2 separate regions of the Homo sapiens genome follow, and region 2 is linked to region 1. The links are chromatin loops, found by intact Hi-C in ENCODE. Cell type or tissue: tibial artery. All regions are shown on one strand. Region 1 overlaps ZNF83 (zinc finger protein 83). Region 2 holds the start of ZNF766 (zinc finger protein 766).

Evidence for each region. Hi-C counts contacts between places; a loop is a spot of excess contacts. Peaks named below come from ENCODE experiments on the same cell type or tissue, not always from the same donor. Only the 100,000 strongest peaks of a DNase experiment are listed, where the experiment ranks them.
Region 2: a loop joins it to region 1, with 2.5 times the contacts of the local background. A loop is called at or near these places in 6 of 110 quality-filtered maps.

Annotation. Positions count from the first base shown.
Region 1 is chr19:52,622,866-52,627,865 of GRCh38, reverse strand. The region is part of intron 2 of ZNF83 (zinc finger protein 83); the gene reads left to right. The region is part of intron 2 of LOC137778871 (a long non-coding RNA gene); the gene reads right to left. It also overlaps the pseudogene LOC124904757. Among named protein-coding and RNA genes, the nearest start is that of ZNF83, 13 kb to the left of the region's middle. In tibial artery, no CTCF peak of the experiment used is centred here; no DNase peak of the experiment used is centred here.
Region 2 is chr19:52,267,572-52,272,571 of GRCh38, reverse strand. ZNF766 (zinc finger protein 766) reads right to left here and starts at 2,985. Exons shown (of 4, transcript NM_001010851.3): 1 at 2,941-2,985. The coding sequence starts at 2,958. It overlaps LOC124904763 (a long non-coding RNA gene), which reads left to right. Exons shown (of 4, transcript XR_007067331.1): 3 at 599-737; 4 at 2,331-3,328. RefSeq lists enhancers at 1,979-2,048, 2,482-2,776, 2,699-3,244 and a silencer at 2,959-3,188. In tibial artery, no CTCF peak of the experiment used is centred here; DNase peaks (open chromatin) are centred at 2,476, 2,656 and 3,041; H3K4me3 peaks cover 2,200 bases; H3K27ac peaks cover 2,405 bases.

The sequences.
Region 1 (5,000 bases):
AACTGGCCATCTGGATGTGTACGTGCAGGTCACGGGATATGATGGCTTAGCTTGGGCTCAGAGGCCTGACAATATTCATTTTTTTACTTTAGGTTTGGGGCTACATGTGAAGGTTTGTTACACAGGTAAACTCGTGTCATCGGGGTTTGTTGTACAGAGTAGTTCATCACCTTGACATTAAGCCCAGTACCCAATATTTATTTATTTATTTAGTTGAGACTGAGTTTTGCTCTTTTGCTCAGGCCAGAGTACTGGTATGATCTCAGCTCATTGCAATTTCTGCCTCCCAGGTTCAAGGGATTCTCCTGCCTCAGTAGCTGGGATTACAGGTGCCTGCCATCATGCCTGGCTAATTTTTGTATTTTTAGTAGAGAGAGGGTTTCACCACATTGGCCAGGCTGGTCTTGAATTCCTGACCTCAGGTGATCCACCCACCTCGGCCTCCCAAAGTGCTGGAATTACAGGCATGAACCACAACACCTGGCCCCCAATAGTTTTTCTTTTTTATGCCTCTCCTTCCTCCCACCCTCCACCCTCAACTAGACTGCAGTGTCATGCTCGTCTGTGTGAAGAGACCACCAAATAGGCTTTGTGTGAGCAACAAGGCTGTTTATTTCACCTGGGTGCAGGCAGACTGGGTCTGAAAAAGAAGTCAGCAAAAGGAGATGGGGTGGGGCAGTTTTATAGGCCTGGGGTAAGCAGTGGATAGTTACAGTTAAAGGTGGTTATCTATTGTCAGCAGAGGAGAGCGTCACAAGGTGCATTGTGGGGAGATCATAAGACTCATTGTCCAGAAGAATTTCTCAAGGTCGATCGATCAGTTGGGGCAGGGCAGGAACAAGTCATAATGGAAAGTCATAAGGTTGGTCAATCAGTTAAGACAGGGGCTGGCTGTTTCACTTCTTTTGTACTTTTCGGTTGCCTCAGGCCATCTGGATGTATACCTGCAGTCTTGGGCTCAGAGGCCTGACATTCCTGTCTTCTTATATTAATAAGAAAAATAAAACAAAATAGTGAAGTGTTGGGGTGGCAAAAATTTTTGGGGGTGGTATGGAGAGATAATGGATGATGTTTCTCAGGGTTGCTTCGAGTGAGATTAGGAGCTGCGTGGACACCTTAAGGAAAATTTTATAATGAGTTACAAGGAATAGGGATTTAGGCTGTGGGGAGATCTTGGTGCGGGGGATGGTACTGTGGGGTTGTTAAAAGTAGCATTTGTCATATAGAATGATTGGTGATGGTCTGAATGTGGTTTTGTATGAATTGAGAAACTAAATGGAAGACACAGGGCCTGAATAAGAGAAGGAGAAAAACAGGTACCAGGGGACTAAGAATAGGGAGTAGCCAAGACACTCAGTTAGAAAGTGTCCAGATGGGTCCTGTGTAATGATTTGCCTGGTTGGCAAATTTCTGGGCTCTATCCTTGAGTTTATGTTGTCATATACCAGGCCAGACTGATTTACGTAAAAACAATACTCTTCATTTAAAAATATACAGAGTCCTCCTTTTTCAGCAGTGAGTAAGTCCAGGCCTCAGCAATTTTGGAGGACAACTGGGGCTAAGAGTTGACTTGGCCTGAAGGACTGATAAAGTTTGTGATATATCTGTAATGCTAGTAGAAATGTCATTTGAAAGGCTATGGAAGGTCGTGACAGAAGTTGAAATGCCTGCTATTCCAGCTCCAAGGGCAATAGTGGAAGCAGAAAGTCCTAACCCTATAAGTAGAGGGATTAGAGGAATAACTCTTTTTTGTCTGTTTGGTATCATGAGTGGGATAGGAAGTTGTTCAGTCCCATTTGCAAATTGAATTTTGGGAATGAGAAAAATGAGTGTACATGTCCCTGTCCGATTAGCAGGCAGACACATGTAAGCGGAGGAGCCACAGAAGAAGAGGCCTTTTGCAAGGCAAAATTGGAAATGCAAAGTGAAAAGATGAGAAGAAGTGCTAAAAGAGGTGTCTTTTACCCAGACTCAGGGATCCAGCTAGGGCGGCAGCCATCAGAGGTTGTAATGGGGACTGATGGGGTAACTGTGTAGAGGGGGAGGTTCAATATTCATGGTGTATGAGAAAGCATTGAGTGTCTACAAGCAAACTTTCACTGTTATTTATGGGGCTGGATATAAGTAAATAAGAAGAGGGCCTGGGAGGAGAGTCTGAAGAGCAAGGGGAAGGTAGCCAAGGATGGAGTGAAATACAGGGTAAATGTTTTCCTAAGCAATAATGTTTTTAAGTTTGCCAGTATTGATAGATGTCTTGTCTGTAATACGGAGCTGGAAGGCCCCAATTGTTTCTGTGATATATGTAGTTGGGCTTTGGAGATGAAGAGTGAAGGAGCATTGAGAAGGTGAAAAGTTCCCCAGGGGAATTCCAGTGGGTCTTTGCTGAGAGATACATAATGGAGTGACCACAGAAATAGTAGCTTGTGTTGTGGGGAGTCCAAATATGGGGGGAGTAGACTTGACATAAGGAGAATGCGGCCTTGAGAAGAGTTTTTATTAAGGAGGCATTAATGATGGAGGACACTTGCATAGGGGGGAAACCTCTTTCAGCCCATATAACAGCATGGTGGTGCAAGATATGGAAGGTATATTTTGAGTCAGTATAAATATTGATGTGTAGTCCCTTTGCAAGAGTGAGGGCCTGAGTTTAGGCAATGAGTTCTGCTTGCTGAGAGGCTGTGGGAGTGGGGCAGAGTGGTAGCCTCAATGATAGATGTGGAAGATACTATAGCATAGCCTGCCTTTGCTGGTGAGTGGCGATTAGGCCTGGTGGAACTGCCATCAATAAACCAAATGTGATCAGGATGAGGAACACGAAAGGAGGGGGAAATGGAGTGAATGTCAGGGGGATCAGAGAGATACAGTCATGGGGGTCAGGTGTGGTATCTGGAATAATGTGGCAGGCTGGATTGATGTCTGGGCCAGGAACAATGGTAATTGTGGGAGACTCAACAAAGAGTGAGTATAGCTGAAGGAGCCAGGGAGCAAAAAGTATATGCATCAGGTGTGAGGAAGAAAATAGATTTGGGAAGTTATGAGAAATGTGGAGAGTGAGTTGAGCATAGTTTGTGACTTTGAGGGCCTCTAAAAGTATTAGGGTGGTGGTAGCTGCACGGAGACATCATGGCCAGCGTATAATAGGAAGGTCAAGTTGTTTGGACAAAAAGGCTACAGGGTGCAGTCCTGGTCCTTGTGTAAGAATTCCGACTGCACAACCCTGCACTTCGGCTGTGTGTAGTGAAAAGGGTTGGGATGAGTCAGGGAGAGCTAGTGTGGGAGCAGTCTCCAGAGCTGTCTTCAAGGAACGGAAAGACGAGTGGGGAAAGGATTTAGGATCTGTGCGGTCAGCTAGGTTTCCCTTTGTGAGTTGATACAATGGTTTTGTTAGGACAGCAAAGCCAGGTGTCCAAAGGTGAAAGTATCCAACCATGCCCAGGAAGGAAAGGAGTTGTTGTTTTATAGAAGGGGTTGGGGTTTGAGAGATCAGCTGGACACAGTTGGCAGGGATAGCATGCATGTTTTCATGAAGAATTATGCCAAGGTAGGTAATGGATGGGGAAGAAATTTGAGCTTTGGTGGGGGATACCTGATATCCTTTGGAGAATAAATGTTGAAGGAGTAGGAGGATATCCTTTTGCAAAGACTCAAAGTAGGGACTACAGAGTAGAAGGTCATCAATGTATTGAATAAGGTAGGAAGCAGAGGAGTGAAAAGAAAGTAAATCATGAGAAAGAGCTTGGCTGAAGTAATGAGGGCTATCCCGGAAGCCTTGCGGCAGTACAGCCCAGGTAAGCTGCTGGGACTGATGAGTGTCAGTGTCAGTCCAGGTAAAAGCAAAGAGGGGCTGGGATGAGGGGTGCAGGGGAATAGTGAAAAAAGCATGTTTAAGATCAAGAATGGAATAGTGAGTTGTGGAGGGCAGTATTGAGAACAAAAGAGTGTACAGGTTGGGCACCACAGGGTGGATAGGCAAAACAATTTGGTTTAAAAGGCACAGATCCTGAACCAACCTGTAAGACTCGTCCAGCTTTTGGACACTTAAAATGGGGGAATCATAAGGAGTTTTTAGACTTTAGAAGCTCATGCTGTAGCAGGCGAGTGATAACAGGCTTTAATCCCCTTAAAGCCTGTTGTGGGATGGGATACTGGTGTTGAGCAGGGTAAGGGTGATTAGGTATGGGTGTGTGATCAGTTGCCAGGGAGGGAGCAGAGGTGTCCCATACCTGTGGGTTAAGGTGGGGGGATACAAGAGGAAGACGTGAAGGAGGCTTTGGGTTGGGAAGAAGGGCGGCAATGAGATGTGGCTGTAGTCCAGGAATAGTCAGGGAAGCAGGTAATTTGGTTAAAATGTCTCAGCCTAATAAGGGAACTGGGCAGGTGGGGATAACTAAAAAGGAGTGCATAAAAGAATATTGTTCAAGTTGGCACCAAATTGGGAAGTTTTAAGGGGTCCAGGAGCCTGGCCATCAATACCCACAACAGTTATGGAGGCAAGGGAAACAGGCCCTTGAAAAGAAGGTAATGTGGAGTGGTTAGCCCCTGTATCAATTAAACAGGGGATGGACTTACGCCCCACTGTAAGAGTTACCCAAAGCTCAGCATCCCTGATGGTCCAGAGGGCTTCCGAGGCAATTGGGCAGTGACAGTCTTCAGCTGCTAAGCCGAGCAGATCTGGGAAGGAGTCAAAGAGCCATGGGCCAGAGCTTTAGGGGCTCTAGGAGTGGCTTCTGGGTGAGCTGGACAGTCTGATTTCCATGGGTCCCTGCACAGATGGGACGTGGCTTGGGAGGAATCCCTGGCTGCAGGCATTCCTTGGCCCAGTGGCCAGATTTCTGGCACTTGAAGCAAGATCCTGAGAGAGGAGGTCCTGTAGGAATGCCTGACCACTGCAGCTTAGGCGTTTTGAAGTTCTTGTGTGCTGGAGCTGCAGCTGAGTTTTGTCTCACAGCAGAGGCAAGTAATTGTAACTCAGAAATGCATTGCCATTTGGCTGCCTCCTC
Region 2 (5,000 bases), 360 kb after region 1:
CCTCCTGAGCCCGGGAGTTCAAGGCTGCAGGGAGCTATGATTGCACCACTGCACTCCAGTCTGGGTGACAGACTGAGACCGTGTCTTAAAAACAAAAACAAAAATGAAAAAGACCTAAATCATGGGACACTCCCACATTCAGAGAAGACAGCTTCAGGAGACACCAGCAGAGGAAACTGGTAACACAAAAATCTGAAACAAAGTAATTAAACTTAGAGATGTCTTCAAAGCTAAGAAAAAAGAACAGGGAATGATCAGCTGTGCAACATGTTGCTAAGACGAAAAGATGAGGATAGGAAATTCAAAATTGGACTTCGAAACACAGAGATCACTGGTACCTCTGGGAAAAAAGGATCAAAGGAATGGTGGAGGTGAAAGCTTAATTGGAAGGGGGTAAATCAAGAACTGGAGGCAAGACTGAAGACAGAAATATAAACAAGATTTTAGTGTACTGTGTTCTCAAATGGAGCGTTGAAGAGGGGTACTCACTACAGGGAGAGATGTAATTAATAGAATATTTTTTATTTTAATCATGGAGGAGTGGCAAGAAAATGAAGGCTTCATCTGTGCTTTTTTTTTTTTTTTTTTTTTGAGACAGTCTCACTCTTGTCACCCAGGCTGGAGTGCGGTGGCATGATCTCAGCTCACTACAACCTCCATCTCGGCTCACTGCAACCTCCACCTCCTGGGTTCAAGTGACTCTCCTGCCTCAGCCTCCGGAGTAACTGGGAATACAGGTACGTGTCACCACACCCAGCTAATTTTTGTATTTTTAGTAGACATGGGGTTTCACCGTGCTGGCCAGGCTGGTCTGGAACTCCTGGCCATAAGTGATCCACCCGCCTTGGCCTCCCAAAGTGCTGGGATTACAGGCGTGAGCCATCGCACCCAGCCAGTGTGTCTGTGTGTGTTTTCATGGACAATACCTCCATGTGGGTGCACTAACCAAAGTAATCCCTTGAAGTAAATATTGGTGATGCCAGAGGAAGGATGTCACACTGTCCTGAGACTGTGAGTAGGGCTGGCACCTGGTGCACAATCGCAGGGTCAGCAACAGCCAGGGGGAGGGACAGACCATTCCCAGTTACTACTGAGTAGAGATCACAGGCCCTGAGACAGGTGGGTGGGCCGGTTGGAGATCTCTTCCCTTTACTGGTTGAGATGGAAATGTGCACGTGTTTTTCCGCATACTGACCAGTTCTCTGGCACACTCCCAGCTGGATGACCCACAATTTAACTCAATTTTGATAGTATCTACCTGGAGATAGAATCAGATCCCAGTTAAGGACTCAGTCCCACAAGACTGCCCCTCACCTCAGATATGGATAAAATTAACGGTTTCCAAAACACACTCCTCTATTTTGATTTGCTAGGATGGCTCTTCCACCTGTATCCTTTGTAATAACCTTTATAACTGATAGTAAACCTAAGTAAAATTTTCTCTGAGTTCTGGGAACCATTCCAGCAAATTAATAAAATGTGAGGAGGCCGGGCAAGGTGGCTCAAGCCTGTTATCCCAGCACTATGGGAGGCCGAGGTGGGCAGATCACCTGAGGTCTCAGGAGTTCACGACCCGTCAGGCCAACACGGTGAAACCCTGTCTCTACTAAAAATACAAAATTGGCCAGGCGAGCTGGCGGGCGCCTGTAGTCCCAGCTACTCGGGTGGCTGAGGCAGGAGAATCGCTTGAACTCAGGAGGCTAAGGTTGCAGTGAGCCGAGATTTTGAGCCCCTCTCCTCTCCCGCAGTTTCTCCCCTTCTTCCCTCTATTCCTTCTTTTCCACTTCATCTGCTCCATCTTGCAATTTTTTTCCTCTTGTTGCTCTTTCTCTCCAATCTTTTGATTGTCTCCAATCTCCATATATTTCTGCCTCTTTCTTCTCCCATCTGTGCTCCTCCTGTTAAATTCCCTCTTCTCTGTCACGCCCCCTTGTCCCTACTGTCTGGCAACCCCAGATCTCTGGGGTGGTTCTCCCTTTGCCCTCCTTGTCACCGGCTGCCCCCTCTTGCTGTGCCAGCACCACGCTGCTCGGTCTGCCCTGGCTCCAAATCCCTCCTCCTCTCCCCAACTTTGTCTGAGGAGCCTCCCGCTTTGCTGCCCCTCTCCCTACCTTGCTGTCCTTCATCTGTCTAGAAATAGAACTTTTCTCTACATTTCTCGAGTTGCTTTTCTCTCCCTGCTACTTCCTGGGGTGCTTCTTTCACTTTGCAAATCTCTCACCCTCCCTCTGCGTTGCCGTCTTGTTATGGATCTTCCTCATTATTTTCTCTCTAAATTTTTCTGTTTCCTCTACCTCGCTCTCCATCTCTCTTTCACTTCACATTCACAGGGAGGGGACTGGAATAAAATACCCACCTCCTCAAGAGCACAGTTTCCAATGGGAGGAATTTGGGACGGAAGAACACTGGGTGCCCTGAGATAGGTCCCGGCCACCTCCCCCAACACAGGATCCGGAGAAGCCGTGACTGCGAAAAGGCCTGGGGACAGAAGGGAACGGCCCAAGGAGGACTACGGCGGCAGGCAGATCAGGGGTGGGGTCTGCAGAATCCCCAGACCAGGCAGAGGACGCGGCCCCTCCCGAATGGCGGCTGCGGCGCTGCGCCCCAGGGGCCGACAAGGACGAGGCTTGGGACCCGGAGGGCGTGGATCCGCCTCGCAGGCGGGGACTTTACGTGGCGCGGGGCTGGCGGAGGGGTCACTGAAGGGTTTTAAGCAGGAAAACGGCGCGAAAGCAGCTGCCTACGCAGCCCTACGGCAGAACGACCGGAGACAGAACCAGCCCTAGGGCGATTTTAACACTCTGACGGGACGCATGAATTTACTCGGGGTGGAGAGAGCGGTGCGGGGATTTCAAGGTCTGTACCGCCCCCCACATCCCGGGTACAGAAGCGTGAGGGCACCGCTAAGCGAACACTTAATCTAAACAAAGGAAAACTCACGCGCCGCAGTTGCGCCATATCTCCACGCCATCCACTTCCGGGTCTGCAGGCGGCTGCGCGCGAACGGAGAGGCCGGGCCGGGGCGTGGCCAGCGACGTGGCGGGCGGGGCCTGAATACTTATTGGACGGGGCCTGCACTTCCCTCCTCCTATCTCTGGGCGTGTCTCGGTTTTCCGCGTTTTGCAAGCCACACTTGCCAGTCAGGCTGGAGCCGCTCCACGGTTTGTGACCTGGGATCTCACTAGGAGGGTCAACGTCTGTTGTTTGGATCCAGGAAAGTTCCCACAATTAAAATTAAGGAATTCAATTAAAATTTAGAAATTTAATTGAAAATCCCTTAAATTGTCTGTGAAAGGAATGCAAACTAAAATACAATATGCAAACTCAACCTGTGCAGAATGTGTAATTTCACGCTGACGCCCCACAGAATAGCATAGAAATCCTCTCCATTTCTATTCCCCATTCACTCTGGAGTAGAGAGTTCCAAAGAGTTTCCTGGGCCACATCTGGGGCGTGGAGTGCTAAGGCCGGTGAGAAGTCAGGTCACCAGCTATTGCTTTTAAAAAAGCAATAGAGGCCGGGCACGGTTGCTCACGCCTGTAATCCCAGCACTTTGGGAGGCCGAGGCGGTCGTATCACTGGAGGTCAGGAGTTCGACACCAGCCTGACCAAAATGGAGAAACCCCGTCTCTACTAAAAATACAAAAATTAGCCGGGCGTGATGGCACACGCCTATAATCCCAGCTACTTGGGAGGCTGAGGCTTAGGTCAATATTTTCTAAAAATACTGTAATTTCAGATTCACTTTAGGTGCATTCTGAAAGTAATAAGTAAACATACTTTTTATTTTAAAAATTATAATCTCTTAAATCTTGTTTGTTTTCTCTTCTTCAATGTACTGGCCCCTGTAGATAACAAAGCCCTTAAAATAGTCTTCAGAAGACAATTGTATTTATTGATCTAAAGAATAACTCTGCAGTAATTCTAAGTGTATTTGGTAGGCCGATTATTCTTTTATAGAACCCTGATAGAAGTAAAACTAGATTATCAAATTTTAAATAGCCTTACGTCTGCCGGCAATAATTTTATGGCAATATTTTTGAATTAACAGGTACTAATAAGTATGCTTTTCTCTGATATCTCACCCCCCCAACTTTTTTTTTCTTAAGACAGAGTCTAACTCTGTCATCCAAGCTGGAGTGCAATGGCACGATCTCAGCTCACTGCAACCTCCACCTCCTGGGTTCAAGCAATTCTCCTGCCTCAGGCTCTCGAGTAGCTGGGATTACAGGCGCGTGCCACCACGCCTGGCTAATTTTTGGATTTTTAGTAGAGATGGGGTTTTGCCATGTTGGCCAGGGTGGTCTCAAACTCCTGACCTCAGGTGATCATCTGCCCACCTTGGCCTGCAGAGTGCTGGGATTACAGGCGTGAGCCACCGCACCCGGCCTTATATCCCTATTTTTGGATCCCTTCATCCATCTTGAAGTATGATCATGTTTAGATATGAAAATGAACATATTTAAAATATTAGCAGGTTAAAATGAGGATATAGTGATATGTCACAAAGATGGATACGAGATGACATATCAGCATTTTTTATTTTTATTTTTTTCAGTTGGAGTCTCGCTCTGTTGCCCAGGCTGGTGTGCTGTGGCATGGCCTCCACTCACTGCAACCTCTGCCTCCCGGGTTCAAGCAATTCTCCTGCCTCAGCCTCCCGAGTAGCTGAGATTACAGGCGCCTGCCACCATGCCCAGCTAATTTTTTGTATTTTTAGTAGAGACGGGGTTTCACCATGTTGGCCAGGCTGGTCTCGAACTCCCGACTTCGTGATCCGCCCACCTTGGCCTCCCAAAGCACTGGGATTACAGGCGCGAGCCACCGCACCCGGCCCATATCAGCATATTTTACTTCGATTATTATTATTATTTTTTAGAGACAGGGTCTAACTGTGTTTTCCAGGCTGCATATGTACTCCTGGGCTCAAGACATCCTCTTGCCTCAGCCACTTAAGTAGCTAGGACTCCAGGCACACTCCATGGTGGCCTAGGTCAGCA